2 separate regions of the Homo sapiens genome follow, and region 2 is linked to region 1. The links are chromatin loops, found by intact Hi-C in ENCODE. Cell type or tissue: thyroid gland. All regions are shown on one strand. Links, peaks and the distances in the headings refer to the core of each region. The heading gives the core; the rest is flanking DNA.

The links. Hi-C counts contacts between places; a loop is a spot of excess contacts. Peaks named below come from ENCODE experiments on the same cell type or tissue, not always from the same donor. Only the 100,000 strongest peaks of a DNase experiment are listed, where the experiment ranks them.
Region 2: a loop joins it to region 1, with 2.2 times the contacts of the local background. A loop is called at or near these places in 2 of 110 quality-filtered maps.

Annotation. Positions count from the first base shown.
Region 1 is chr6:151,153,734-151,169,950 of GRCh38, forward strand. No RefSeq gene overlaps it. Among named protein-coding and RNA genes, the nearest start is that of MIR12131, 59 kb to the left of the region's middle. RefSeq lists enhancers at 10,166-10,666, 10,667-11,167. In thyroid gland, for the core only: no CTCF peak of the experiment used is centred there; DNase peaks (open chromatin) are centred at 6,721, 7,318 and 7,758; H3K27ac peaks cover 1,366 bases.
Region 2 is chr6:151,017,208-151,033,424 of GRCh38, forward strand. The region is part of intron 24 of MTHFD1L (methylenetetrahydrofolate dehydrogenase (NADP+ dependent) 1 like); the gene reads left to right. Among named protein-coding and RNA genes, the nearest start is that of MIR12131, 77 kb to the right of the region's middle. In thyroid gland, for the core only: no CTCF peak of the experiment used is centred there; DNase peaks (open chromatin) are centred at 7,564 and 8,124; H3K27ac peaks cover 2,646 bases.

The DNA.
Region 1 (16,217 bases), core at 2,998-10,997:
CTGGGCGTGGTGGCGCACGCTTGTAATCCCAGCGACTCGGGAGTCTGAGGCAGGAGAATCGCTTGAACCCTGGAGGCGGAGGTTGCAGCAAGCTGTGATCACACCACTGCACTCCAGCCTGGGTGGCAGAGCAAGACTCTGCCTCAAAAAAAAAAAAAAAAAAAAAAAAAAAAAAAAAGAAGAAGAAGAAGAGAAGAGACACAGAGACAGAGACAGGGAAACAAGAGAGAAGATGACCATGTGGTGACAGGTGCAGAGAGTGGAGTGATACAGCTGCAAGCCGAAAAACATCAAGGATTGCTGGAAAACACCAGAAACTAGAAGAGGCAAGGAAAGGTTTTTCCCTACAGGTTTCAGAGAGAACATGGGTAAAACCTTGACTTCAGTCTTCTGGCCTCCAGAGCTCTGAGACAATGTGTTTGTGTTATTTTAAGCCACCCAGTTTGGCATACATTATTTGGTAGCCCTGGCAAACTAGTAGTTTCTAAGATACTTTCTATCCCTACATTGTCCTGCTTTGGTGCTTTTATATGGTTGAGAAGGGGCCAAAGGTACCAAGTTCTTTTCCTTGTGAAGTTCAGATGGATGCCCTGATAAATGGGGCAAGAGGGATGAGGGAGGGGATTACAGACTGTGGGATTATAGACTTTTAGCCTAAGGCTTTGTATCCAACAGTTGTCAAATTGAGGTTACACACTGAGACTTGGTTAGGGGGGCACTTCAGACATACAGCAGACCCTCAAAAAAGGTTGCTTTTCTTTATATCTTATATTAATACAAAGAAGAGCTGAAAAAATACCTTCAAAAGCTGTTTGCTGTGAGCTCAACTGCTGACTCCACCCCCCAGCCCAGTTCCATGCTGCTCCTGTCCACTCCTTCTTTTTTTTTTTTTTTTTTTTTTGGATTTTTGCCAAAGTTCCAGGCCAAAGTTTGTAAAAGTCCCCTCTTCAAGGAACATTTATTTAGAATGTCTTGCTACACGGGAAAACACAAATCTCTCTTGGTTTGTACCATGCGGTCTTAACCAGAGCAAAATCTAGTTGGTAAACAAACCAAAAAAAAAACCCACTTTGGCCTCCACAGCTGCCACCCCTTACCTCCATCTCTCACACATTTTCTAGTATGTAAAGAACTTGTGACTGTGAGGACGAGTAGATTTTCACACAGATAGAAACTGAGAGTACAGCCATTCATCACTCTGTGGACAAATCTTCAAATCCATGCCTTTTCACTCACTGGAATATAAGAAGTTAACTGTATTTTCACAGGATAAATCTGGATGTTTCAGTAAATCTTAAGTTGTTCATGCTAACCACGAGTGTGTCTGTCAGTAATACATGAAATCTCCAAAAGATTTAGGAGCGACATTGATGAAGGTGTTTATTTTTATTTATTTTTTTTATTTATATATTTTATTTATTATTATTTTGAGTTAAATTAAATTAAATTTTCATAGAGTCTTGCTGTGTTGCCCAGGCTGGTCCTGTTGTTTCTTTTTCCCTTCCTTCCTTCCTTTTTCTTTCTCTCTCTCTCTTTCTTTCTTTCTTTCTTTCTTCTCTCTCTCTTTCTTTCTTTCTCTCTTTCTCTCTTTCTTTCTTTGTGTTTCTCTCTTTCTTTCTCTTTCTTTCTTTCTTCTTAAGACAGAGTCTCACTCTGTTGCCCAGGCTGGAGTGCAGGCTGGAGGGCTCACTGCAGCCTCTACCTCTGCAGGATCAGGCAATCCTCCTGCCTCAGCCTCCCAAATAGCTGGGGATATGTAGATTTGGAGTGGGTATCCACTTCAGGTAGGAGGAAGAACAATATTAGCAAAGGCAGAGGCAAGAAAGCACCCTGCATTTTGGAGACAATAGAATCAAGCTTTTCTGAGTGGAAGGGATTTTAACACATTGGTTAGTCCAGTGATTTTTCACATCATGTTAAATTGCATAACTCTAAAAGATGATTTAGAGACAATATATAAAGCAGACAAAAGTGGAGCTGATCTGAGTAGATCAGGGTGGATCTAGTGGGACCCAGCCATGATGGTATGAGAGACCCATGTGTAACCTTCATAAGAGAAATGTAAACTGAAATCAAGATAAGGTTTGGTTAACAAATATAGATAGGAGGAGAATTGAATAAATAGAGACATTCATGTCCCTGGGTGGAGAAGTGTCCATTGTTATCTAATTAATGTATACCTTTACTGCTATTCCAACTCAAATCCCCATGGAAGTTTTGTAGAACTTAATATTTTTTTCAGAAAGAAGACTCTAGAATTAGGAGAATTACTCTAACATTTAACAGTATATTGTAAAACTGTAATAATTTGCATTCTGTATACTTTATCATATAATACTATAATACTTTCTAATACTATGCTATTAGATTTCATAATAAAGAACAGTGTGATAATGGTATACAAGGCTTATCCAAAGATAAGCCTTATTATACAATAAAATTAAATACATGAGAAAAAGCCATTATAAAAGTCAAAGGGAAAGAAAGAAAAATGCAGTTTTCTTTGGGAATAATATATAGGTCATCTGGAATAAAAATCCTATTGTTATTCACTACAAACCTATACCAAAATAAGTTCCAGATGATTTAAGGTTTTAATATATTTTAAAATATAAAAAAGAATAAAATAAATTAAATAGGTGGTAAACATCTAGATAGAAAAATGACATTCTATACTAAGAAACACTTGAAATCAAAAGATGAACAGATTTTAATAGATACAATGTTAAATTGCCCTAAGTAAAAAATAAAAATAAAATCAATAACCAAAAATAAGGCACCAATAGGCTGAAAAGTGCAAAAATAAATATTATACAAACTTAATAGCCTTTTTATATGATTTCATAAAGTAAGAAACATCACCAAGACCTTCCCCACAAAATGAGTAGACAACCCGCCAAATAAAATTTGTGAACACATATATGGAAAGATAATTAAACGTATTTGCAGGCAAAGAAATATAGACTTTGGCCGGATGCAGTGGCTCACGTCTGTAATCCCAACACTCTGGGAGGATGAGCTGGGTGGATTGCTTCAGCCCAGGAGTTTGAGAATAGCCTGGCAACACGGTGAAACCCTGTCTCTACCAAAAATACAAAAAAACTATCCAGGTGTGGTGGCGCACACCTGTAGTCCCAGCTACTTGGGAGGCTGAGGCAGGAGGATCACTTGAGCCTGGGGGGCTGAGGCTGCAGTGAGCCAAGATGGCACCTGCACTCCAGCCTGGGCAATAGAATGAGACCTTGTCTCAAAAAAATAAAATAAAAATAAAAATAAAGTAAAAGGAAATATATAGGCTTTGATTCTTTTTGTCATTCTGGCCAATTAACCTTTTCTAAAGAAATTATTATGAAATTCCAACTAGCCTAAAAATAATTTTTTTTTTTTTTTTAATTTTCTTGAGACAATCTCACTCTTGCCCAGGCTGGAGTGCAGTGGTGCGATCTTGGCTCAATGCAACCTCCACCTCCTGGGTTCATGATGCAATTCTCCTGCCTCAGCCTCCTGAGTAGCTGGGATTACAGGCATGCGCCACCACGCCAGGCTAATTTTTGTATTTTTAGTAGAGACGGGGTTTCACCATGTTGTCCAGGCTGGTCTCGAACTCCTGACCTCAGGCGATCCAGCTGCCTCCCCATCCCAAAGTGCCAGGATTACAGGTGTGAGCCACTGTGCCCCGCCTAAAATAGTATTTTTAAGTGTCTATCCTTAAAATAAAATAATTCAAAAACATGAGAAAACTCGATGTACAAATCCATTCAGGGCACTATTATTTACAACAGCAAAAAGCTAATATGCAAACAAATGAATAAATTAAGCCACAATGGAAGATTGGTTAAGTAAAATGGAATATAATAACTTGATAGCAGATTATGCATCCATTTAAAGTTTTTAATGCAAAAACTGTGCAAAATGATTTTATGTTGAGTAGAGGCAACAGCAAACCTGTGTTACTCCTACTGTATCCCCAGTGCTTAGCACAGCGCCTGGTCCCCAATAGGGAACCAATATGACTTGTTAAGTGAATGAAAACTGCACACACAAGGTATGACTCCAGACCATGTAAAACCTACTTACAGAGAAAAGAATGAGAAGAAATATAAATAATGGTAGAAGTGTAGAAGAAGTTATACTCCTACTTTACATTTCTTTTCATTTTTTGGAGAAAAAAAAAAGAGGCAATGCCCAAAATATTATATGGGGCCATACTTACAATTGTTTATCAAACTTTAACTAGGTGTCCTGTATTGTTATTTGCTAAGTCTAGAAAACCTACTAGACAACAGATTTCAAATCCTTATGGTTAATGTTTGCTTGTTTTATATAGATATATATTTTTGAGACAGGATCTGGCTATATGACCCAGGCTAGATGGCAGTGGCACAAACACAGCTCACTGCAGCCTCACCTCCTGGGCTCAAGTAATCCTTCTGCCTCAGCCTCCCAAGTAGCTGGGACTGCAGATGTGTGCCACCACGCCTGGCTAATTTTGAAATTTTTTGTAGAGGTAGGGGGTAGCACTTTGTTGCCCAGGCCGGTCTTGAACTCCTGGGCTCAAGTGATCTTCTCGCCTTAGCCTCCCAAAATGCTGGGATTACAGGCGTCAGCCACTGCGCCCAGCCCCTTACAGTTAATTTTTGAAGTCTATTGAACAAATCAGTTCCCTTGATGCATGATTATTTTTTTCTTCCTCATATATAATCATGTGTATTTTTTCTGTATAGAAAAAGTATAAACAAAGAGAAAAAACTGCACTAAATCCCACTACCAAAGATAACTACCATTTGTATTTGAAGACATTCCCTACGTATATGCATATAAGATTTATATATGTAGTTTTACATGCATATGAAATCATACCATAAATGCTTTCTTGTAATCGTGTTTTTTGCTGTTTATGTTTTCCATGACTGCCAATTTCACTGCCTGTTCAGAGGTCTGACTTCCATAAAAATCCCATTTACTTACCATTCCCGGGGGCCAGCAGTACATGGGCCACATATGCAGATGATTAACTGGTAGTTTGTTTGTTGTTTTTATGGCAAATCACATAGCACAGGCTTACAGAGGGTCCTCCCTTGAGAGCACAAGCCCAGAACCTGTTATCTAAGCCCTCCACAGTCTTGAAAAAGAGACACAATTTTGTGAGGGATATGTTCATGTGAATTGGTACTTACTAGGCTTTATTTCATCTCATACCAATTTTGTTCCAGAAACTTCCTAGAAAGCTATGAAAACATGAGACAATGACCATGGATATGGTATCTGGGAGAAGTACTGATTACGTAATGCAGTCTTTATTTTTTATTTTTTATTTTTTTTTGAGGCAGAGTGTCACTCTTGTCACCCAGGCTGGAGTGCAGTGGTGCAATCTTGGCTCACTGCAAGCTCCACCTCTCAGGTTCAAGCAATTCTCCTGCCTCAGTCTCCTGAGTAGCTGGGATTACAGGCGTGCGCCACCACGCCCAGGTAATTTTTGTATTTTTTGTAGAGACGGGGTTTCACCGCGTTGGTTAGGCTGGTCTCAAATTCCTGAGCTCAAGTGATCCACCCACCTCAGCCTCCCAAAGTGCTGGGAATTATAGGCATGAGCCACCACACCTGGCCCATGCAATGCAATCTTAGCAGCTGAGTTCAACATTTATTGAGCAGCTACTATCAGCCAGACACAGGGTTAAGCACACAAAGCATAGGAAGACCAAGAAAATGTACCCCAGCCAGGGGAAGCTTCAATTTACCAAACATAATATGAAGTAGACATTCATCTATGATTCTACCACTCAGAAATACTATTATTAACATCGATCCAGATATAAGAATTATAATACCCAGCACTTACAGAGTTTTTCTTCTTTCTTTCTTTTTTTTTTAATAGAGACAGCCTCTCACTAGGTTGTCCAGGTTGGTCTCAAAGTCCTGGGCTCAAATAATCCTCCCACCTCGGCCTCTCAAAGTGCTGGGATTACAAGAGTGAGCCACCACACCCAGCCTGCAGCTCTTATTTTATAGAGACTTTAAGAGTTTAAATAGTCACTTATGAAATCCTCAAAATATTATTGCAATGTACAATTTGTATTTCTATTGCACAGATGAAGAAACTGAGGCAAAGAAAGATTATTTAACCTGCCTTAAATTGCATAGTTGCAATGTGGTAGGGCCTCGATTCAAAACCAATGTCTCTCCATAGATGAGACAGAGAGAGAGAGAGAGAGAGAGAAGAGGAGAGAGATGACATTGCTTTGGAAACCAGACTTTGAAACAAATAGCATACAACACTATGTGTCAATCACTATCCTGAGTATTTTAAATATTATGATTTATTTTATCCATAAAGTTAGCAGGTACTGCTTATTTCATCCAGACAACTTAGTGACCACAAGTGACTTTAAGAACTTTAACAAGAGCTAGACTGCCACGACAACCGGGGTTGCCCTGCATTTCATCAGAGCTTCTCTACATTAGGGGGTTCTGCCTCACCTGAAAATCAAGATCCCTTAAATGAAACTTTTCAAGTCTGCTTTCCCAGCCTTGAATGTCATGGTCACACCTGAAGTCGTTTATCTCTGGACCCATCTCCTGGAAGGTTTAGGCATGATTGATAAATGCCTATGCACAGGTGAGCAACAGCCCCAGATTGTTAGCTGTATAATTGCATCCATACACCTGAAAAACGTGAGCAATTTCGCTCCGAGCTCTGAGGTGGTTTCGTATGAGCAGATTTTCAAGTGATGCCTGGGAAACTTTGAGAACACAATTGTCAGCCCCGGGAGAACTGAGCACCACCCAAAGGGAGGTAGTCCCGGGAAGGGGCGCTGTGCAGACCTCCAGGACCCAGCGGTATCAGCTGCCTTGAGCGGGTGAAGCTCCATGGTGAGTGTGCCAGAGCACAGCTTTAATTTCCTCTCATCCGTCCCTTTCTCTTGGGCAAAATGAACCATAAAGTTTATATTCACTTTAGTGTATACATTTTAAATATACCCTATAAACCACAGGAGTAATGAATTCAAGATGCCCACATCATAGTAATTCTGCATGCAAGCTGTGTTTTATGATTTGTATCCAGCCTTTTTAGGATTTTTCAATAGGACCAGACTCCAGACTGCAGGGAAATGAAAAGAAGGATAATGATGTGAAGTTTCACGTCACCGCTAAGTTTCCAGCACTGTTGTCCTGTAGTCACCAAGCGGGTGCATTTTTTGTGTGCGGTGAAGTGAGTGGATTGTCCCAGGCTGAGAGATGCCCAGGTAGGAGGGACACTTGGCCTTCCTGTGCTCCTTCCATTGGCTCTAGGTGTCCCCTGTGGGTTGCGATTGGTCATGTGAGCAAGCGAGCACGTGGGCTTGTGTACATTTCTGCATTTCTGGGATAGCCCTGCCTTGCAGGTGCCAGAGAAACACGTGCTTCAGAAGGGTCAGATTGGTCATGCATCTGTGCTCAGATTGAAGGAGTGGCCTCCCTGAAGAATTCCAGCTTGCAGAGGCACTTTCAAAATGCAGTGAGCTCAGGTTCCAGGAGCTGTTACGGCAGTTTTTGTCTCGACACTCCGTTCCCCTGAATTCCACTTTGGGAAGAAGGGAAGAAGCCACCATGGGCCAGGCAGGCGACAGAGCAAGCCCTAGCCAGATCGCAAGCCATCAGAGCCCTGTTCCTTCTCTCCAAAGTGGGCTTCATTTACCCCTCTTCAAGCAGCAGGACAGTCTGTTCAATGCAGGGGAGGCTTTAAGACATGGGGGCAGGGAGGGGTCATATTTTTGGCCTCGCTCCTGCTCTGCGGGCTTTCTCATGAATGCAGACCAGTGTGCACGAATGTGGCCAGGACACATGCTTTTCGCTCAGAATGCTCACTTGAAATGTAAGGATCTCTTGTTCCCTGTAACTTTAGATGAGGTTTCAAAACACAGAATCCATGCTGGAACCGCCAGGCCAGCAGCGGGAGGTGGGCTGTCTTCAGAGCAGATGGAACAAAGGATTGGGTTCCCAAGTTCTTATGGTAAGACAAAAGGGCAAGATGTCAACCCAGGACCACCCAAGGAAAATTAAATACAGATCGACTTTTGATGGTTTATGTTAACAGAGGGGAGATGGGGTTTTGATCTTGAGAAAAACAAACATCACAAACTCTACCGTAATCACTGTTTCTCACACCCTACAATAGAGTAGCAAGAACTGCTAGGTAGCCACAAACACACAAGTGGGGTGGGAGCTTCTGTTTCTTCTGCTGTTTAGTGTGCCTTCCATGGGCTAGCGAGCGCGGGGCAACATCAAGAAAAGGCACCCCAGGTTTCCCAGCCAGCCACTGATATAAGAGAAAAAAATGGGTCCTCCAGCAGTCAACTCCCCTTTCTCAACTCCAGATCTGGGATCAGAGGCCCTCCTGGCTCAGTCCTGGATCAGGGGCAGCCCACCCACCGACACCTCTCTCTCAGCCACAGCAGCGTCCATCACATCGGAGCTCCTACGCAGCCTGGGATTACAGGTGGAATGAACATCGCTAACTCTATTCTCAACCCAAATCTTTTTCTAGCTTTTTAAAAAAATGCATTATGAGGCTGGCACAGTGGCCCACGCCTGTGATCCCAGCACTTTGGGAGGCCGAGGCGGATGGATCACCTGAGGTCAGGACCAGCCTGGCTAATATGGTGAAACCCCATCTCTACTAAAAATACAACAAAATTAGCTGGGCTCAGGGGTGGGCGCCTGTAATCTCAGCTACTCAGGGGGCTGAGACAGGAGAATCACTTGAACCTGGGAGACGGAGGTTGCAGTGAGCCGAGATCAAGCCATTACACTCCAGCCTGGGTGACAGAGCAAGACTCTGTCTCAAAAAAAAAGAAATGCGCTAATGAAAAATTTCAAGCATCCTCAGAAGCAGAGGACATTCTACAATGAACCCGAGATTCAGCAGTTACCAAGATTTGCCACACTTCTTCATCTATCCCAATTTTCCCCTTTCTTTACAGCAAATTCCAGATATCATGTCATTTTAGCCCCTCATCCTTCGGGACGCATCTCTAAAAATATAGACATTTTCTTAATTTCAATGTCATTGTCACTCCTAAAAAATTAACAGTAATTCCTTGATATTATCTAGATCACAGTCCATATCAGATTTCCTGTATTTCATAAAATTGTCTCGATTAGTTGGTTAAGTTTCCTTAGTAGCCAAGAAAGATCTGCACATTTCATGTAGTTGTGATGCCTCCAGGTTCATCTTTCCTGCCCCACTCCTTGAATCAGCCATTTCTCTAAGAGTCCTTGGTTCCTTTTATTGGAAAATGGTGTTAGAAACTGAGCCACTGTGTCTGGCTCTTTCATTTTTATAATCCCAGCACTTTGGGAGGCTGAGGCAGACGGATCACCTGAGGTCAGGGGTTCGAGACCAGCCTGGCCAAAATGGCAAAACCTCGTCTCTAGTAAAAACACAAAAAATTAGACAGACATGGTGGTAGGCGCCTGTACTTGGAAGCCTGAGATGGGAGAATTGCTTGAACCTGGGAGGCAGAGGTTGCATTGAGCCGAGATCGTGCCATTGCTCTCCAACCTGGGCAACAGAGAGAGACTCTGTCTTAAGAAAAAAAGAAAAGAAAAGAAAAGAAAGAAACTAAGATCTAGTCCTGTTGCTATTGCTCAGTTATTGGGGTGCTTGTTGCTATTGGGGTGTTATTGCCTCTAAGCCTTTCAGCTGAGAGAGCAAGGAAATATATGTCCATGTACTATATTTGCCTATGTATATCCATATATCTAAAAATAGTTCTGTATGTACATCTATATCAGTATTAAGCTAAACATGAGTTATACTGATGTCTCCAATGCTAATCCAGTGCCATCTGGATCATTCTAACACCCTCCCTTGCTTACCTGTAATCTCCCACTCCAACAGTGAGAAAACTGGCTTCCAACAACCGTATTTACCCTTGACTTTTTTTTTTTTTTTTAAGATGGGGTATCGCTCTGTCTCCCAGGCTAGAGTGCAGTGGTGTGATATAGCTCACTATAGCCTCCAACTTCTGGGCTGAAGTGATCCTCCCAGCTCAGCCTCCCAAGTAGCTGAGACTACTACTACACACCATCAAGCCCAGCAAATTTTTATTTTTTGTAGAGATGAAGTGTTTCTTTGTTGCCCAGGCTGCTTGATGTCTTTCTAACCTACATCCGCCCTCCAAAAAAAATCACTACAAAATCCATTGTAAGTTATTTAAAACAAAAAAGGAATTTATTGAGTTTCTTTTTTTTTTTTTTTTTGCAGTGGAGTCTCACTTCGTTGCCTAGGCTGGAGTGCAGTGGCGTGATCTTGGCTCACTGCAATCTCCACCTCCTGAGTTCAAGGGATTCTCCTGCCTCAGACTCCTGAATAGCTGGGAATACAGGTGCCCACCACCACACCCAGCTAATTTTTTTTTTGGAATTTTTAGCAGACATGGGTTTCACCATGTTGGTCAGGCTGGTCTCGATCTTCTGACCTCAGGTGATTCACCCACCTCGGCCTCCCAAAGTGCTGGGATTACAGGCGTGAGCCACCACCTGTATATTTTAAAATATACTACCAAGATTTCCGTGGGAGTCCAAGAATCAGGTGTGGGGCTTTGCAGCTAGCACCACTCCGGACCAATTATGCACAAATGTGGCAGGCCATGTGTTTTTCATTCAGAATGCTTAGATGAAATGCCGTGCCAGGCCCGGGCACTGCCAGTGTGTGCCAGAATCTCCACCGCCACTGCCCCAAAGCCAGGCACCCACACCACCCTCTCACAAGAGCTGTTTCCTTGCATTACCCTCTTTCTAAATGAAGTCTCGGCTGGGCTCGTCTCATTGACAGAGCCTGTGTCAATGACAAAGCCCTAACCCCAAGGGAAAGTGAGTTTCCTGTTTCCTCCAAGGGAAGTCAAGATTCACAGTGCATGAAATTCCCCAAAGAGAGGAAAACTGTCCAAAAGATGTTGGGTGGCTATTTTAAAAATTGTACAGCCAGAGGGCTGGGTGCGGTGGCTTATGCCTATAATCCCAGCACTTTGGGAGGCCGAGGTGGGCAGATCACCTGAGGTCAGGAGTTCGAGACCAGCCTGGCCAACATGGTGAAACCCTGTCTCTACTAAAAATACAAAAATTAGCTGGGCATGGTGGTGCATGCCTGTAATCCCAGCTACTTGGGAGGCTGAGGCAGGGGAATTGCTTGAACCCGGGTGGTGGAGGTTGCAGTGAGCCGAGATTGTGCCACTGTACTCCAGCCTGGGTGACAGAGCGAGACTCTGTCTCAAAAATAAGTAAATAAATAAGTAATAAAAATAAAAATTACAGAGTAGGATTTTGTGTCAACCAAAATCATTCCTAAGAATCTGCACGGGAATCACCAAGCCCAGAGGGTACTCTTCAGGCTTTATCCTCTTGGCCTCATTGTGCTATCTATGGGTGGGCTCAGGGTTCCTACAGGAAACTTGTTGGAAGTCTCACCCCTGACTACAGCTACAATTCTCTCGCCTTTCCTCTTACTTTGCAGGTCATTGTTTCTCAGCCTCTCATGGACCCTTCTTCTTACACACCTTTTATATATATTTTTTCAATTATTTATTAATTGAATAGGTAATACACACATGGTACAAAACAAAAGGTAAAAAGGGGTGTATAGGCCGGGCATGGTGGCTCACACCTGTAATCCCAGCACTTTGGGAGGTTGAGGCGGGCGGCTCAAGAGGTCAGGAGATCGAGATCAACCTGACCGACATAGTGAAACCTTGTCTCTACTAAAAATACAAAAAATTAGCTGGGCGTGGTAGCGGGCGTCTGTAGTCCCAGCTACTCAGGAGGCTGAGGCAGGAGAATGGCGTGAACCCAGGAGGTGGAGCTTGCAGTGAGCCAAGATCGCGTCACTGCAATCCAGCCTGGGTGACAGAGCAAGACTCTGTCTCAAAAAAAAAACAAACAAAAGGGTTTATAGTAAAAGTTAAGACTCTCTTCCTTACCATCCATGTTATTTCTCTCCCCAAAGACTGTTACTTTCCTATATTTTCTTCCAGAGATATTTTATGCATATATAATCAAAAATATTCGGCTGGGTGCGGTGGCTCATGTCTGTAATCCCAGCACTTTGGGAGGCCAAGGCAGGCAGATCACGAGGTCAGGAGATTGAGACCATCCTGGCCAACATGGTGAAACCCCGTCTCTACTAAAAATACAAAAATTAGCTGGGCCTGGTGGCATGTGCCTGTAATCCCAGCTACTCGGGAGGCTGAGGCAGGAGAGTCACTTGAACCAGGGAGTCGGAGGTTGCAGTGAGCCGAGATTGTACCACTGCACTCCAGCCTGGCAACAGAGCAAGACTCCATGTCAAAAAAAAAAAAAAAAAATTCATAATTTTTCCATCCAGCTTCCAGAATGAAGGTATATCATGCTTTACACCTTCAGTCTGTATTTTGCTTCTTTTATTTAATTATATATCCTGGAGATGTTTTAATAGCAAAGCATGTAGAACAGCTTAGTTTTTGTAAAGACTGCCTTGTAGTCCATTGTATTATTAATTAGTTATGAATTAAACTAGTCCTATATTAATGGATGATTGTTTCAAATCTTTTACTTATTACAAACAAAGCTGCAATGAAGAAACTTGTATATCCACAATCTTGTACATGTGCCAGCACATCTGCAGGAAAATTCCTAGAAATAACATTTCTGGGGCAAGGGGTATGCACATTGCAAATTTTGATGAATACCATCAATTACTTTCCATAAATGTACTAATGTGTATTCCCACTAACAAAACATGTGATAGTGTCTCTTCCCCAACCTCTTGCCAACACAGTCGTTACCAGCTTTTTACCTTTGCCAATCTAATAGGTAACCCATGTGACCTCATTTTAGTTTTGTGCCTTTGTATATCTTGTGTTATAAATCAGGTAAAGCGTCATGTTAGGCCAGGCATGGTGGCTTAACGCCTGTAATCCCAGCACTTTTGGAGGCCGAGGTGGGTGGATCACTTGAGGTCAGGAGTTTGAGACCAGCCTGACCGACGTGGTGAAACCCCGTCTCTACTAAAAATACAAAAATTGGCGGGGTGTGGTGGCGGGCGCCTGTAATCCCAGCTACTTGGGAGGCTGAGGCAGGAGAATCACTTGAACCCAGGAGGCGGAGGTTGCATTGAGCCCAGATCACACCACTGCTCTCCAGCCTGGGCAACAGAGCAAGTCTTCGTCTCAAAAATAAATAAATAAATAAATAAATAAAAAGCATCATTTTACCTGACTTCAGCCACAGAAGAGGAGATACACTGGTTTTCCTCTTCTGTGGTTTGTCTCTTTGTATCCTTTGCCACCTTTTCACTGGGAAGTTAGTAATTTATATTGATTTATAAGAATTCTTTATAAATTAAGGAGATTGTGCTAGGTGAAGATCTGGAAAAAGGGCCTTCCGGGGAGGGGAGACAGCCAGCACAAACCCAGGACCAAGCAAAATGTGTCCTGGGAGCAGGAAAGACTCATGATGTAGCACACCGAGAGAAGCCAAATGACGTCCCAGGGTGGAGGCCACGTCACACTGTGCCTGATCACACCGTGCTGTTTTTCTAACTGCAATGGGAAGCTGTTAGAGAATTTTAAGCAGAATCCGCTCAGGAGGATTTGGATCTGGCCACCTGCCAGATGGTAACATTTATTAAGATGGGGAAGATGAAGAAGAGGATGATTATGACGGGAAAGCCTAGGGAGGGATAAAAAGTTCTACTTTCAATGTTTTAACCTGGAGATGCCTGTCAATCTGCCTTGGAGAAGTCCAGCAGACTGGTGGATTTCTGAGTTTCGCATTCAAGAGAATGGTCAGTGCTACAGATAAAATTTGGAGTCATCAGCATCTGAATGGCATTGACAGCCTTGAGGCAGGATGAAATCACCAAGGGTGAAAGTACTGAGACAAGGGACTTCAACCAGAGGAGGAACCAGCAAAAGAGGCAATGAGATAGGAGTAAAGCCGGGAGAGAGTGGTGCCCACGGAGCCAAGAAAAGGTCATGCGTCTAGAGGAAGGGGTCAGCCACTGAATGCCATAGTGAAACCAAGTCGATGAGGATTGACCACTGGTTTAGGCAAATGGGGATCAGTGGTAACCTTGACGATGGTAATTTCAGTTCTCTGGTGGAGATGGAAGCCAAAGGGCAGTGAGTTGAGGATGGAGTTGAGTAGAAACAGCACAGATAATTCTCAAGAACTCTTGCTGTGCAGAAGAGCAAGGGCAAAGGATTGGGGCAGTTGCTACAGGGGAATATGGGTTCAGGGCTTTTTGGTTTTTGTTTGGTTGGTTTCTTTTTGTCTTTTTTTTTTTTTTTTTTTTTTTTTGAGACAAAGTCTCACTCTGTTACCCAGGCCGGAATGCAATGGCGCAATCTCGGCTTACTGCAACCTTTGCTGCCCGGGTTCAAGCAATTCTCCTGTCTCAGCCGCCCGAGTAGCTGGGATTACAGGCACCTGCCTCCATGCCTGGCTAATTTTTGTACTTTTAGTAGAAACTGGGTTTCGCCATGTTGGCCAGGATGGTCTTGAACTCCTAACCTCAGGTGATCTACCTGCCTCAGCCTGTTGGTTGGCCCAAAGTGCTGGGATTACAGGCGTGAGCCACCACACCCGGCCGGTTGGTTGTTTTTAATTATGGGATACTCATGGGTCTATCGATCAGAATGACCCAGTGGAGAGGGAAAAATTGATGACACCAGATACAGGAAGGAAATTGCTGGAATGAAGTCCTGTAATAACTTGCAACCTCTTTCAGGGATGTTAAGCGCAGCCTCCTCTGAAGTAAGAAGTGAGTGAGTAGGGTGTGGAGTGGCCCGGAGTCCTAATGGCACACTGAAAGCTGAATGTGATGAATGTGGAGTGGTTAGGGAAGGTGGGAGGAGAAGCAGCAAGATAAAAGGAAGAGGAACTAGGATGTATTGGGCAGTAACCCTGTGCCAGGCAGACATAGGAACTTTGAAGTACCTTTTGAGGAACGTTTTGAATATTTATATCCTTTGTTTTGGTTTTTCATTGTGGTAAACTATACAAAATCTAAAATTTCAGAGTGGGAGACAATCTTCACAATCTATACATCTGACACAGGACTTATATCCAGAATCTGCAACGAACTCAAACAAATTAGCAAGAAAAAAATGAACAATCCCATCGAAAAGCGGGCTAAGGATATGAATAGACAATTCTCAAAAGAAGATACACAAATGACCAACAAGCATGTGGAAAAATGCTCAACATCATTAATGATCAGGGAAATGCAAATCAAAACCACAATGCGATATCACCTTACTCCTGCAAGAACGGCCATAATCAAAAAATCAAAAAATAATAGATGTTGGCATGGATGCAGTGAAAAGGGAACACTTCTACACTGCTGTTGGGAATGTAAACTAGCACAACCACTCTGGAAAACAGTGTAGAGATTCCTTGAAGAACTAGAAGTAGAACTACCATTTGATTCAGCAATCCCACTACTGGGTATCTACCCAGAGGAAAATAAGTCATTACACGAAAAAGATACTTTCACACACATGCTTATAGCAGCACAATTCACAATTGCACAAATGTGGAACCAACCCAAATCCCAGTTAATCAATGAGTGGATAAAGAAACTGTGGTATATACATATGATGGAATACTACTCAGCCATAAAAGGGAATGAATTAATGGCATTCACAGCAACCTGGATGGGATTGGAGACTATTACTCTAAGTGAAGTCACTCAGGAATGGGAAACCAAACATCGTATGTTCTCACTCATAAGAGGGAGCTAAGCTATGAGGATGCAAAGGCATAAGAATGACACAGTAGACTTTGGGGACTCAGGGGGAAAGGGTAGGACGGGGGTGAGGGATAAAAGACTACAAATTGGGTTCAGTGTATACTGCTCAGGTAATGGACGCACCATAATCTCACAAATCACCACTGAAGAACTTACTCATATAACCAAATAGACCTGTTCCCCAAAAACCTGTGGAAATAAAAAGTTAAAGAAAAAAACAAAATAAAGTGAAGAAGTATAAAATAAAATAAAAAAACACAAAAACTCTAAAATTTACCATTTTTAGGTACACAACTCAGTGGCGGTAAATACGGCCACAGTGTTGTACGACCATCACCACTATCCACCTCCAGAACTTTATCATCCCAAACTGAAACCGTATCCATTAAACAATATTCCCCTTTCCCCTCCTCCTAGCCCCTACTAAGCTCTATTCTACTTTCTGCCA
Region 2 (16,217 bases), core at 3,112-11,111, 140 kb before region 1:
ACAGTCCCTGCCAGCTACCATTCTCCTTCATTTCCATGAATGTAACAACTCCAGGGACCTCATGTAAGTAGCATCATACTGTGGCTGGCTTATTTCACTTAGCATAATGTGCGTGCATGTTGTAGAGTGTCAGAATTTCCCTTCTTTTTTTTTTTTGAGATGGAGTTTCGCTTTTGTTGCCCGGGCTGGAGTGCAGAGGCACCATCTCAGCTCACCGCAACCTTCTGCTCTCGGGTTCAAGCAATTCTCCTGCCTCAGGCTCCCGAGTAGCTGGGATTACAGGCGTGCACCACCACGCCCAGCTAATTTTTGTATTTTTAGCAGAGACAGGGTTTCACCATGTTCGTCAGGCTGGTCTCAAACTCCTGACCTTGTGATCCACCCACCTCGGCTTCCCAAAGTGCTGGGATTACAGGTGTGAGCCACCGCGCCCGGCCAGAATTTCCTTTATTTTTCGGGCTGAATACGCTCCCATTCTTTGGATATCCCACATTTTGTTTCTTTGTCCATCTGTGGATGGACACTTGAGCTCCCCCTCACAGCTATTGTAAGTAATGCTGTATGAGCATGCGTGTTTATGGCATATGGCATATGTACAAGTATCCCTTCAAGACCGTGTTTTCTTTTTTTTTTTTTTTTTTTTTTGAGACGGAGTCTTGCTCTGTCGCCCAGGCTGGAGTGCAGTGGCGCAATCTCGGCTCACTGCAAGCTCCGCCTCCCGGGTTCATGCCATGTTTTCAATTCTTTTGGAAATGTATTCCCAGAAGTGGGATTGCTGGGTCCTCTAGGATATTTTTAAGCACATGTCGATGGTTCAGTCAGAAGACCTGAGCTTCCCAGGGCTCACTCTCCTCCTCAGATCGTCTGTCTTTGCACCCGTCTGACATCTCCATTCTGAATTTTGTGGTTCCGATTCTGGCTGATGGATTTGTCTTCAGGGGTAGTGCATGATTGTGGAGTGCCCAGGCTTCAAGCTGATTGCTGCTTCTCCTGTTCCTTCATCCCTCACATATTCTATTGTTGAGTCACTCAGATGTCACAGACACTCTTCTTTCCTGTTCAGTGGCATAAATCAATAGCATAAGTGAAGAAGAAATCCGTGAAGCAAGAGCTTAGCAGCGTTGTTGATAAGCCTGGAGTCACAGTGGTGAGAGAACGGGGCTGATGTATTAATATTTAATATTACCACAGCTCTCGCTTTTAAGGAGTTGTTTGTGAGCTGGGTATATGGGCGCTTTGCACATGTTCACCTCTTTGGTCCTAACATCCCTCTTAGGTGGAAACTGGTGATATCTTCCCATTTTACAGACAAGAAAACTAAAGCACGAAGAGACTAAGTCAACTGCTCAGTGTCCCATAGCTAGGAAGAGGCAGAGCTGGGAGAAAGAATATCCAGATGGTTGAGGTCATCACCCTGCTCTGTTCTTCAGAGCTAAGTACTGTGCTCAAAAGTGTGTGTGTATTGGAGGTCTGGGGGGAGACATAGTTAAAGGGGACAGTGACTGAGTGACCCCCCTGAAGAGAAAGGGTGACAGTGATGGGCATAGGCACAGATTCCATGCCACACAGGGGACATCATCGCTGGCACGCAGTCAGTGTTTACGGAAGGAAGGACACAGGGAATTAATTGGAGGCTAGCTCATAAAAGGTTTTTCATTTTTATGAGGCCATTTTGTGAATGAGGAACTAGAATATTCTGGACTACAGAGGCGGTAGAGATCAATTGAGGGAGAAGATTTTGGATGAGTGAAAAGAAAAATGTTCCAGTTGGAAGCTTTGAGTTCTCAGACCTAGAGGTGTTCAGCGCAAAATAGATGTAGCCCTGCTGTGGGCAAGTCAGAGGCATTGAAGCCAACTCAGATGGCAGGTGGCCAAGGAGACCCTGGGTTCCTGTTCTTTGGTCCTGGGTAAGGCTTGCCAGGGTACCTACAACCCTTGGCACATGCCAGAGCCTTTCTACATAAACCACTGTAGGGAGAGTCACCCCCAGATCCTGCTGTGAGTGTGCCTCTGATCATGCCATCTGATCATGCCATCTTGCCGTCTGATCATGAACCACCCCACTCTGCATAGCAAAGGCAGTTATTTTCATGAATGATTTCACAAAGTGCGGCTCTTTTCAAGGAAAACATCCCAGGTGAAAAAGAGGTCAGTAATCAGAAGAAATGCTTCTGAGTTATGCTGTCTCAGACATGCACTAACCCTAACATGAACCCTTTTCCTTTCCACTGATATTTCAATTTTTTTTTCTGAATTCCCATTCTTCATGCAGATAATGCTGCTAAAATGTCAGCTCTCTTCTGAAAGGAGGAAAATGTTTAATAATAATGTGGTCTAAAGTCCTCTATTGATAGGCGACCTCAAGGCCAGGATCCCTGCCTCCTTTGCCAACACACTTCTCGCTTTTCTTGTAACAGAAATTCGATTTGAGCTGCATAATTGTTTGTTAGATAATCAGCCTCCCAGCCTACTGCAGCATGACAGTTCATGAAAAGAGCTGCTGCTGCTGCTGGCTCTCTTTGTACTGTCTGCCTGTTAGCTGTGTTCCTCACACCAGCAAGATTTAGATCATCTAAGACCATTTACAGTCTTGTCTTGTCACCATGTAAAAATCTGAATTCATTGGTGCAGTCAGTAATAGAGCTCAAGCCTTCTTTGCCCCGGATTTCTTGCATTGATTGGTGCTGGTAAAACTTTAGTAACTTAAGTAATGGTTTTCTGGAAGCCCTTTTTACCTCCCCTACAACCCCACACCCTCACAACCAACCCTTGGGTGCTGGGCAGTGAGAAAGATATGGCATTGCTCTATAGGAGAAAGAAGTTATAAATGCTTTGCATATGACACTCTCCCACCTTTGCTTCTCAAAGCAAACTGGGTTTCTGTGTGCCCCTTGGTGTCTCCCCAGACTTTATATCCCCAAGAATGTATTCAGTACAAGACTAATGGCATCTTGTGTGCTATTCTTTCTCCACCCCAGTCTTGTGGAAGGAAAACACCGGAGATGATTTAGGGTAATGGGAAATAGTGCTAGAGCCCAGGGCATGACTGCATTTGAATGTGAAGTAGAAATTGTCTCGGAACCCCACTGGAGAGTGATTCAGCTGGAGAGAGTGGGGCACCTGGCTCTCAGAGGCACTGTGCGGCCAGACAGCAGTGTGCTGGACTTCCTAATGGCGAGCTCACAGGTTAAGTGAGAAACAGGCTGCACTTCTGACTTGGGAGTCTCTGCTGAACTTTATAGAAAACTGACTTCAGCAGCAACTGCTGTCTAGAGAACAATTTGGCATCTCTTTTTGCCAGAGTAACTTCTAACTCAAGAGTAGGCAACTTTTAATTATGGTACCGGATGGAGGCAGCAATGAATAATTTAGAATAAAGATTGAAAAATATGGAATAAGGTGTAGTAGACTAATTGCTCAGAAGAAGTTTTATTGTGTGAAAATGAATGTGTTTAAACTTGAAATACAGAGGATCATTTCCTCTCTACCCTTGAGGGTGATTGCAGTCCCTTTTAAGAAGCTGTTAAAAGTCCCCCTCAAGATCATCTTCTCTTTGAATTTTCCTTTCTAATGTGACTTTTGACAATTATATCTTTATCGTTCACTAAGAGAATATCTCCATGTCTGCAGGGATGCAGGGAAATATGATGGCTGAAAGAAACGCTAATCTACATGCGCACTTTATTAGCTAAGAAATCCCTCCTCCATACGTTCTTCCAGGCATGCCTCCGCACATCCCATCTGCTATGTGGGCTCAACTCTGCATTATAGATGGGAAGGTGATGGACTTGTCCATAAGAAATGGACGCTTGATAGGAGAAGGAACATATTACATAGAGCTAACAGGCTAAAGCTTTGGGATCATGCAAATTAAGTTTAAACCTTGAGTAGGCCTCCTACTGTGGACACAATTTGGGGAAGCTGACTAATCTCTCGAGCCTCAGCATCCTCATTTGTACAATGGTGTCTGACAGTGACACCAACTTCACCAAGTTGCTGTGAGACCCAAATGAAATGCCCCAGAGTAAAATGCTGGAACATAGAAAGCAGGCAATGAAGGCCAGGAGTGGTGGCTCTCGCCTGTAATCCCAGCACCTTGGGAGGCTGAGGCAGGTGGATCACCTGAGGCCAGGAGTTCGAGACCAGCCTGGGAAACATGGTGAAACCCCATCTCTACTAAAAATACAAAAACTAGACAGGTGTGGTGTCACGCACCTGTAGTCCCAGCTACTCGGGAGGCTGAGGCAGGAGAATCGCTTGAACCTGGGAGGTAGAGGTTGCAGTGAGCTGAGATCACACCACTGCACTCCAGCCTGGGCAACAGAGTTAGACTCTGTCTCAAAAAGAAAAAAATGGAGGAAAGTAGTCAATCAATGCTGGTTCTTCCTCCTGTCATGTTCACTTGGAAAGAGAGTGGGCCTCCTGAATTCACCTTCAAGAATTCTCCTGTAACTCAAGGTAACTTTGTCAAACTCCAAGATTGGTTTATTTTGCTCTGGGTTAAAACCAGGAATTAGAAGTCAAGTCTCCTAAAGCACTACTGAACTAAACCAAGACACTGACGTTTTTCCTTCTCCGTGAGAATTGGGAGCCCTTAGTGATATCATAAAACATCAGTCATTTTTGCAAAGAAGGAGGTATGACCCGGAGAAGTCAGCTTGACATTCAGTCGGAATATTGTTTGTTAAATGAGGAGTTAAGGTTGAAAATCATCTCTGTATCCTTCCTCTAGCCTTGCAAACATTTTAAGGTGTAGCCTTGACAGCAAGACAGGATAGTGTTTGTTTTTATTAAAAGGTCTTTCCTGTTCCTTGCGTGAAGCCATTCTCTTGATCCCAGTGGGGGCTGGATGAAGGAAGAGCAAAACAAACCACGAAGACAGCCTGGAGCCGCAGCCAGCTCTGCTGACTTCTGAACTTCACGCTCTCACTGCCCAGATGGCCAGGGGTGTTTCCTCCTCTGCTGGTCTTTTTTAAGGCAGGATGTTTGTTGTTATTGTTGTTGTTTTTCTGGTTGGTTCTTAAGAAATTATTTTCTACATCTTGAAAATGCCAGCTGGAACCTACACCAGTTGTTGGTGGGGTGTGAGAACTATCCTTTACATGGACTTGGAGCATTTGCAACTAGAGCCTCCACATTGAAATAAACATTTAAAAATGCATATCTATGGATATACAGTGGGGGATCTTCCATTGTGGTAAAAATATGTATAACATACAATTTCCCCTTTAATCGCTTTTACATGTATAGTCTGTGGCATTAAGTACATTCACATTGTACATACAGGGTTTAATTAATAGGATCTTAAAACTTAAAAGGGTATTGATGCACATCTCTGTTGCCTTTTACATTTCACAGTAATTAGAAGGGAAAAAACACACTCTAGGTTGAAAGGCTGTCCTTTCTTTTGGTTGTCCTTGTCCCTGGAAAAGCTGTCTTCCCCCTCAGGGCCTTTGACCTCCCCCGGCTCTCCCTCCCATCTTCAGACACGCCCAGGGCCAGCCTGAGTCAGTAGCCCTTTCTTCAGCGCTCCCTCTTCTCCTGTTGTGCATTAGAATGTTTGGAGTGTTCTGTGGAAAGCTGGTCCTTACATTTTCCAGTCAGTTATGCATCTCACTCATAAACCTGTTTCTTCCCCCATGCTCTTTAATATTCTGCTTTCTTAATTATGGTTGAGCTGCCTTTAAACAGTCTTAGATTGTTCAATGTGAGTGGCTTCAACAAGCCTCCCATAAGCCTCTTATCCCCTGGCCCCCTTTCCATGATCCAACCCCAAATCTCCAGATACCCCCTGCTTTTTTTATGTTTTTTTGTTTGTTGGTTGGTTGGTTGGTTTTTGGGTTTTTTTTTTTTTTTTGAGGCAGAGTCTCGCTCTGTCACCCAGGCTGGAGTGCATTGGCACGATCTCGGCTCACTGCAACCTCCACCTCCCGGTTTCAAGCAATTCTTCTGCCTCAGCCTCCTGAGTAGCTGGGATTACAGGTGTGGGCCACTATGCCCAGCAAATTTTTGTATTTTTAGTAAAGGCAGAGTTTCACCATGTTGGCTGGGCTGGTCTCGAACTCCTGACCTCAAGTGATCTGTCCTCCTCAGCCTCCCAAAGTGCCGGGATTACAGGCATGAGCCACTGCACCAAGCCCCGGATACCTCCTGCTTGACCAGACCTTCTGCAAACACACCTTAGATCCCTCTCAAATCTAGATGCTTCTCCAACACTGGCTTCTAGGTTCTTTATGAAACCTCTGCTGGCCGGCAGTATATAACCCACCACCCAGCCTGCCAGGCACGTCATTCAGCTGTGTTAGACAGTTTCGAGGGATCTGCACCTGTCATGAGCACTGGCCCAACCTTCTCAAAGCATCCCACTCATCCCTGTGATTCTGGCAAAGCTTGCCCCAGCTTTCTTTCCTCGATGGTTGAAATAGCACCCAATGAGAAAAAAACAGTGGCCTGTATTTATTATACTTACACATGTCACAAGAATCCCTGTAGTGTCATTGAAAGCTTTCTTCTAGCATGCAAAATGATTGTCACTATGATGTAAGTTTCTAGAAATGCCTTATTTCATCTAAAATTATGAGAGAAGGTAAAATGATGAACTATCAAAGTCACACTACATGTTGGCCGGCTGCCTTCTACCACTCACTCCATCCCTCCCCAGGCTTTCTGACTTAAATTTAGATCACATGAGACCATTGCAGTGGAGAGAGTGTCCACTTTCTCAATCTAAAAGCAAGCTCGTGAAGACCATTAAATATGATCACAGGAACAAACATTAAAGGTACCACACGTAATGGACCACTTAAGACAGAAAACTACGATCTTAGGGTTTAGGGGAAAAAAACACTCAAACAGCACAGGCTTCCAGTCTCCCCAGTCTCTGAGAGGTTGGGATTTTTTTTTTTAATAAAGTACAAGGGCTCCTTGAACATGAACACGGAACGAGCGTTGCACCTGTATTCATTCATTTCGCTCTTGTAACACATTGATGTTCCTAAGTCAGATTTGTAGAAGAGGAACGAGCAGATGCATCATGAGAACACTGTGCTTGGCCAGGCGCGGCGGCTCATGCCTGTAATCCTAGCACTTAGGGAGGCCAAGGTAGGAGGATCGCTAGAATCGAGGAGTTCAAGACTAACCTGGGTGACATGGCAGATCCTGTCTCTACTAAAAATATTTTAAAAATTAGCCAGGCATAGTGGCACATGCACTGTAGTCTCAGCTACTCAGGAGGCTGAGGTGGGAGGATTGCTTGAGCTTGGGAGGCAGAGGTTGCAGTGAGCCAAGATCACCCCACTGCATTCCAGCCTAAGCAACAGAGCCAAGCTCAAAAAAAAAAGGCCAGGCACGATGGCTCCCTCCTATAATCTCAACCCTTTGGGAGACTGAGGCGGGCAGATCACTTGAAGTCAGGAGTTGGAGACCAGCCTGGCCAACATGGCAAAACCCCATCTGTACTAAAAATACAAAAATGAGCCGGGCATCGTGGTGCGTGCCTGTAATTCCAGCTACTCTGGAGGCTAAGGCCCAAGAATCACTTGAACCTGGGAAGTGGAGGTTGCGGTGAGCCAAGAACATGCCACTACACACCATCATGCCCGGCCTGTTTTTTTTGTGTGTGTTTGTTTTGGGTTTTTTTTGAGCCTGGGCAACAGAACAAGACTCTGTCTCAAAGAAAACAAAACAGAACACTGTACATGAGTGTTCCTGGGCCCAGCAGAGTGCTCGAACCAGTCAGCACTTTGCCCTCTTTTGGGTGAGATGAGATCTTTAAAATCACTTATTCCCATATATTCCGTTTTTTGGCATTGCTACACTATTCTATTTGAGAGTAATAAAAGATTACCCATGTGGATTTCTTACTATTTCATGTGGAGAAATGCAGCTTTTCTAGCGGCGAGCCTTTCTTCCATTTCCCAGAGTCCGGTTACCCTCACCGCACCCCAGGTTTGCCGTAGAAGGATGAGATTCCCTACATGTAGGCGTCTTCAGAGTGAACCTGTTGCTCAGGGCCCGCGAGCCCACAGGGCTCCATGCCCACTGAGCAGGCTCGTGGACGTCGGCACGTAGCTCAGATGTGCTGATTTCCAGCCAAGGACATGCTTTGTGTCAACGATACAGGGGCCTGTTGTTCTCAGTAACAAGGGCAGAGCCGCTCCCGGGACTCCAGTTGGTATTGGTAATGCAAGCCCTTGCACCTAGTGTGGTGTGGTCAGTATAAATTAATATCGACAGCTTCATGTTGTACTTTAATTTGAAGTACAGGAAAGGCTGCTTGCCAAACTGTATTTGTAGATCATTTAAAATTTATGCTTCATTTAAAATGCAAAATACGAATGGAAATAATTACTGTGTATCCGGAAATGTCTATTCAACTTACAAGTTTATTAATTGATCCTTCTCTTTACATGTTTTACGGGACTTGGAATACACTTTGCTAATATCACAGCATAGGAAGATTTAACCCATATGAATTCAACTCTGTAGCCTTGGTGAAAGAAAAGAACCATGTATTTGTCATTCACTGTGGCCCCCGATGTATGCCAACGACTTCATTTGGTGCAGGGCTGAAGAAATGGCAGTGTGTTCCAATACTTCACAACAGTGGGGCCTCATTAAGAGATGCTAGGGTATTGAGAGTGGAGTGTTACATAGTGTTTTTCATAGGTCTTCTAAAAGATTTTTCAGAGTTGCTGACTTAAGAATTTGGCCTCTGAGTAAGATGAGACGCCCCTACTACGTTATAAAGCCTTCATGGATCTTTATTTCTAACAGTTCATTTTTAAACTTTTGTTCCATTTCATTTTATTTTGTCCATTTTTTGTCATCAAAAAATTATTTTAAAATGTAACAGCTCTTCTAGAATGTACAGATCAATTTTATTCCACTAAAAAACAGGACTTCAATAATTTAATTGAAGAATTCTAGTGAGCATTTCCAGAGCCTTTCCAAGAAAGCTATACTGTTTAACTTTGAGTGACTCAGCTTCTAGGACCCTGGTCCACCACACCTACAAAATGAATTTAATAAAGCATGAAGGTCACCAAATCCTCTACTATTTCTTCGTGGAGTCATTCAGCTAGTGTTTATGTTGTGCCTGCTCTGTGCGAGAGACTGTGCCACCAATATAACCACTGGTCACAGTTATTTTCTAGAGCCATACTGCCTGATATCCCATGTGGCTAAGATTGACAGTTCAGTTTCTGGATTGTTCCAGTCCCATTTCCAGTGCTTTTAATAGCCACATGAGGCCAGTGAACACACGATACATCTTCCATTGTGATAGAAAGTGGCAGTGGACAGCTTTGTTCTAGAGTATTTCCGTTTCTGAAATACATGTTTAAGAAGTTTGGAAAGGAATTAGTGTAGAGTATGAGAAGGGTTACATTTTTGGTGAATATGAAGATTTAACATAATGTTAGTTCAAAAATGACCAAAGACACAAGTGTAGACACCAGGCTTTTGAAGTAGCTAATATGTTAAGCAGCTGTGCATTATATAGACAGAATATTCACTATGTCCCACTCAGCCCTGTGTTTGACACCATTTCACCTTGGCTTCTGCCTTTCTTTCCCTTCTTTGCCTATTGAGATTTTTCCTGTCCTTTCTATCCTTTTTTTTTTTTTTTTTTTTTTTTTTTGAGGCAGAGTCTTGCTGTGTCACCAGGCTGGAGTCCAGTGGCACGATCTCAGCTCACTGCAGTCTCCACCTCCCGGGTTCAAGTGATTCTCCTGCCTCACCCTCCCAAGTAGCTTTGACTACAGGAATGCGCCACCACTCCCAGCTAATTTTTGTATTATTTAAATAGAGATGGGGTTTCACCATGTTGGCCAGGATGGTCTCGATCTCTTAACCTCATGATCCGCCCACCTTGGCCTCCCAAAGTGCTGGGATTACAGGTGTGAGCCACCGCACCAGGCCTCCTGTCCTTTCTTTAATGCACTATTCCAGCTTTTTTTTTAATATCTTGCCAGCTTTTGCTGATTTTCATGCCTCCCTCTGCAACCTGTGATCTCTTGACTTTAATAGTAATGTTTATACAGAGTCTTGACTGCACACTCTCTTCTGTCATCGTTGTTTGTTGTGTCTCATTGTCCCCAATCCATCAGAAGTTCTTGGTACACAAAGTCCCTGAAGCTGTATGAACAATGCCCTGACGTCTTGAAAGGACTTGCCATAGGTGGTTATTTGATCACTTAGCAGATGCCTTTGGGATCCTACTTTGTGCAGGCCACTCTCCAAGGCACAATGTGGCAAGTAAATATATTAGTCAATATTTACAGAACCAAGAGAAAGCCAGCAATGATTAATGCATAAACAGTCATAAATTGGCCATTTTATTTGTTTATAAAAGCTATCATTTACTACAGAGAAGTACAAGTGAATATCAAGCTCAGATCAAGACCTTTGGACTGAGCTTGGCTTTTTTTTTTTTTTTCTTTAAAGATTACACTTCTCCCCCAAATCAAGCAGATTAACCATAGGAAGTTCCTTGCCTGCTAACAGAATATAAATAGATTGCATGCAAGGGGAAGGACCTTATCAGGGCAGATTTTAGTATTTACACTAAACCCAAAAGATTATTTCCTTAATTGTACTTGTGAGTGAAAAACAAAAATTGTAGCAGGAGTCCCAAGAGCACTCTGGCCATGGGCTTTTGAGCTGTGAGTTGAAGCACTTTATTCAGCATGTGGCTGCAGGGTTGTAGCTCAGGTTGTAGACAGTGCATTCTCTTCAGGTCCCAGGAAACAGTGTCATACCTGTGGAAGCCACCAGAATGCACCTTCATCTTCTCCAGTGGTGGCGAGGTTGAGGCCAAGCATCAGAAGTGCTGAGTGCTGGGAAACTGTGGGGCTGGATAGATGGCAGTGCCTGCTGGGAAGCACACAGCCCTGGGTTGAGGCAGGGAAGCAGGGCCGCCCAGTTGGGATTCATTCGTACTACTGGCCCCTCACAGTACCGTCATGTGTGGGTGGTCGCGCTTGTCCTACAGGAAGTAAACCACAACTACTCATCTCACACAGTCAGCCCGGCACCTCCTTGGAATTCCCAAAACACTTTCCAATAAACATTGGAAAGGAAGAAAGTTTAGTTGGTAACAAAAAAATGTATGTTGCCTTACGCCCAAAAGCATTGAAAGCAGGGACTCAAGCAGGTACTCATGCAGCCCTGTTGATAGCAGCATTGTTCCCAGTAGCTGAAAGGTGGGAACCCCCTTGTCTGTCAGCGGGGATCAGCTAAATATGGCACACACATACTATGGAACATTATTCAGCCTTGGGAAGGACACCTCCTATCACACGGATGAACCTTGAGAACATTATGCTAAATGAAATACACCAGACACGGAAGGACAGATACTGCTTGATTCCACTTGTAGGGGCCTGTAGAGCCGTCACATTCATAGACAGGAAGTAGAATGGTGGTTGTCAGGGGCCAAGGGGAGGGGCATGGAAAGTTGCTGCTTAATGGGTACAGTTTCAGTTTTGCTAAATACAGAGAGTTCTGGAGGTTGGTTGCCCGACACCATAAATGGACTTAACGCTACTGAACTGTACACTTAGAAATGGTTAAAATGGTAAATTAGGCCAGGCATGGTAGCTTGCGGCTGTAATCCCAGCACTTTGGAAGTCTGAGGCAGGCAGATCACTTGAGCCCAGGAGTTCAAGACCAGCCTGGACAACATAGCAAGACCCCCATCTCTACAACAATTTTAGAAATTAGCTGGTGGCTTACACCTGTAGTCATAGCTACACAGTATGCTGAGGTAAGAGGATCACTTGAGCCCAGGAAGTTGAGGCTGCAGTGAGCCGTGATCACATCACCGAACTCCAGAATGAGACCCTGGGTCACAAAAAAAGAAAAGAAGATGGTAAATTATATGTTATGTGTACGTTACCAAAATTAAAGTTCTTAAAAATATATATTTTAGGCCAGACACAGTGGCTCACACCTGAAATCCCAGCACTTTGGGAGGCCGAGGCAGGCAGATCACCTGAGGTCAGGAGTTCAAGACCAGCCTGGCCAACATAGTGAAACCCCATCTCTACTAAAAATACAAAAATTAGCCAGGCGTGGTGGCGGGAGCCTGTAATCCCAGCTGTTCGGGAGGCTGAGGCAGAAAGAATTGCTTGACCCAGAAGGCAGAGGTTACCGTGAGCCAAGATCGCGCCACTACACTACCAGCCTGGGTAACAGAGTGAGACTCTGTCTCAAATAAATAAATAAATAATATATATATACATATTATATAGATAGATAGATAGATTTCTTACAAAACATTTTCGTGTTTAAAAATAACAAATCAGGCCAGGCACAGTGGCTCACGCCTGTAATCCCAGCACTTTGGGAGGCCGAGGCAAGCGGATCACCTGAGGTCAGGAGTTTGAGACCAGCCTGACCAACATGGTGAAACCCTGTCTCTACTAAAAATACAAAATTAGCCGGGCGTGGTGGCACATGCCTGTAATCCCAGCTACTTGGGAGGCTGAGGCAGGAGAATCACTTGAACCCAGGAGGCAGAGGTTGCAGTCAGCCAAGATCTCGCCATTCCACTCCACCCTGGGTGACAGAGTGAGTCTCTGTATAAAAAAAATTTTTTTAAATAACAACTCAGCCATCCACTCGCATCAATTTATTCACTAGTCATTCGATTGCTATTACTTTGCTCCCATGTGAGTTTTTTAAATTATTAACAGAAAAATCACACTCTTTATTTTTGAATTATGATCTTGAGTTCAGTAAAGAATGCATTCTGTTGATTAAATGTGTTATGAGTAACAGTATCTTGTTTTGCTGTACTTCCAAGCAAAATGTAATTCTTTCAGTCCTCCCTACCGTTCTCACTCCATAATAATATGACTTAAGGTTTGTATAGCATGACGTTTACAACGTGCTTGCGTTTTACACTGACTCAACGTGTGCAGTACAGTGATGTATAGTGAAGTATTCACATCCTCATCTTAGAAATGAGGAAATAAATTCAGGGAGGTTACATGATTTAACCACACATAAGGAGGGGCTGCATTCTCTCTGAGCCCTTCTACCTCACACAGCCACCAAGCTCCTTTGTGCAGAGCCCATGGAGGGTTGGAGTGGCCACACTGGGGTAGGTGCAGGCCAGAGACTGGATGCAACAGGAACATTGCCTGCTTCCCAAAACCACTGTTCTACTGCCCGGAGAACACACCCTTCTGGGAGCTGACTTCTAACAAAGCAAGGTCCTTGGACTTGCCCTGCGGCTTCTTTCCTGCAAGAAGTATCTTCCAGCATCCTACCAACTTTTATTTCTTAAAAAAGGTTGTTCCTTGCCAGGCATTGGTTGATCAGCAGAGGAGCTCGCATTAGTTTCAGTGCAGTGTTGGGAGCAAGCACTTGAGTGCCCAGCAACATAGGCTGCTCATGATCTAAGATTCATGGAAAAAGTCTTCTGCGCTGTTGCCTGCAGCACATCAACACCTGAATTTTCTTATCATCTTGTGTGGCTATTGAACCACAGGGAACCCAAGCTTAGTCAATAGGAAATATAGAAATATTCATTGGTTCAACTGTATAGGGAGGGCCTTGTATATATTCCAGGGGCTGTATCCTATCTTGCCTCTAGGTAAATAAGAGATGGTCCCGAGGCTCAAAGAGTTTATCAACCATTCTTTATTCTTCAGCTAATATGAACATTGAATCTTTTACATTAGAAGTTGCCCATGCAGGGCACGCCTGTAATCCCAGCAACCTGGGAGGCCAATGCAGGAAAATCACTTGAGGCCGGGAGTTTGAGACCAGCCTGGGCAACATGGTGAGACCTCATCTCTACCAAAAATAAATTTTAAAAAAAGTTACCCTTAAATTTCTTTCTCTAACCCAGCCTCAACTTTGTACTCAGGCAGTAACTCTTTGTACAACATTCCTGGCACCATATTCAGCTTATACAGAACCCTCCAGGCAAGGACAGGTCACTGCTAAGTGAGAGAGCTCTGGTTATTATAGTTCTTCCTTAAACACTGCACTCAAAACGACTTCCTTCTAACGTTTGTCCCTTGGTTCACATTCTGCCCTCCTTTCGATTTTTTGTATGGCATGGCCCTCCAAGAGATTTCAGTGTCAGTGTGGTGCTGCCAAGTCTGTGTGACTGTTCACACACTCGGGCTCCATTCACACACCCCAAGATTGCATGAGCTTTTGCTGCAGCCACTCACAGTCAGGCCCCAGTGAATCCCTGTCCTCTGAAGCTGCAGGTAGGAGCGCCCCAAGGGCATCTAGATGTCAAAGAAGAGGATGCTCACATGTGCCTAAGGTTCATCCATGAAGGCTTCGTGGAGGAGGTGGCTTTTGGGATAGATCTTAGAAAGCTCAGAGAGTTTTAACAAAGATTGGTCCTTGAAGATTACTAATCTTTTGACTTTATAAATACTTGCATATATCTTCTTCCAGTCTGTCTCTTATTTTTTGACCTTATTTATAATGTCTTCTTAAAACAAGTTTTAAATTTTGCTGTAGTGAAATCTATATATCATTTCCTTTATGGGTTATTCTATTGTTACCTCATTTAAGAAATCCTTCTCTACTTCAGAATAATAGAGTTCCCACTGTTTTCTTCCAATATGTAGAGTTATAATTTTCAAGTTTATGCCTTTGTTCCATATTGGGTTTATTTGGAGGCCTGGTATGTGGTAGGAATATAATTTTATTTCTCTCCAGCCAAAAGTCAGATGGTAGTCAGCCTTTCTCTGTTGATTTGTGTCACCTCTGTTATATACTATCCTGCACATGCTGAGTGTCTTTGTGGGTTCTTTCTTCTTTTCCGTTGATTAATTTGTCTATACTTGTGCCAGTACCCATGGAATTTATTAGCATAGTTTTGTGGTATGATTGATAGCTAGTAGAAAAGTCCTCTTTCTTTGTTCTTTTGGTTTTGTTTTATTTTTAAAGTTATCTGACTATTTATGCCATTACCCTGTGTTAGTTCACTCTCGAGTTGCTATAAAGGCATCCCTGAGACTGGTTAATGGATAAAGAAAAGTAGTTTATTTTGGCTCATGGTTCTGAAGGCTGTGCAAGCATGGCACCAACATCTGCTGGGCTTCTGGTGAGGGCCTCAGGAAGCTTCCACTCAGGGCAGAAGGTGAAGGCGGGGGGAGCCAGTGCATCACATGGCAAGAGCGGGAGCAAGAGATGGGGTGGGAGGTGCCAACAAGCAGACCTCCTGAGAACTCAGAGTGAGAACTCACTCATTATCGTGAGGACAGTACCAAGCCATTCATGAGGGATCCGCCCCCGTGATCCAAACACCTCCCACCTGGCCCCACCTCCAACATTGAGGATTACATTTCACCATGAGATTTGGAGGGGACCACCATCCAAACCACATCAACCCTTTATTGTAAGTTTCAGAACTAATTGGCCAAGTAACCAAAAATGAGCTTGGGATTTTTATTGGACTTGCATTGAACTGAGTAAGTTTCAGAGAAGTGACGTCTGTACAGTGTTAAGTCTCCTCATCCATGAGCAAACTATTTTCCTCCATTGACTCAGACTCTTTTTATGTCCCTCAGTGAAAGGTTATAAGGCTTGCACCTTCATTTCTTTTTATTTGTTAGAATATTCAATATTTATGTTCCAGACCACAGAACACCTCTACAGTAATAAAAACTGTAGTAATGAAAAACACGTTTTAAAGCAGTTTTGGGTTCTATCAGGGTTGGGAGGGGAAGAGTGCTAGCTTTTATTTATTTTCTCTTGGGTAACTCTTGTATCAATAGTATTTCATACAAATGTGACACTAGCTGTTGCCAAGCAAAGTCCTTGAGGCACATCACGGGAGACTTGTGCCCCTTGGTTGACATCTGTTCCATCAGCATTTGGTTCAGCAGTTGTTCACCAAACAGTAAATCCACTAATTGCATCATGCATATGCTTTCTTTTTTTTTTTTTTTGAGACAGAGTCTTGCTCTGTCACCCAGGCTTGAAGTGCAGTGGCGCGATCTTGGCTCACTGCAACCTCTGCCTCCCAGGGTCAAGCGATTCTCCTGCCTCAGCCTCCTGAGTAGCTGGGATTACAGAAGTGCGCTGCCACACCCAGCTGATTTTTGTACTTTTAGCAGAGACGGGGTTTCACCATGTTGGCCACGCTGATCTTGAACACCTGACCTCAAGTGATCCACCCACCTCAGCCTCCCAAAGTGCTGGGATTACAGGTGTGAGCCACTGCACCTGGCCACATA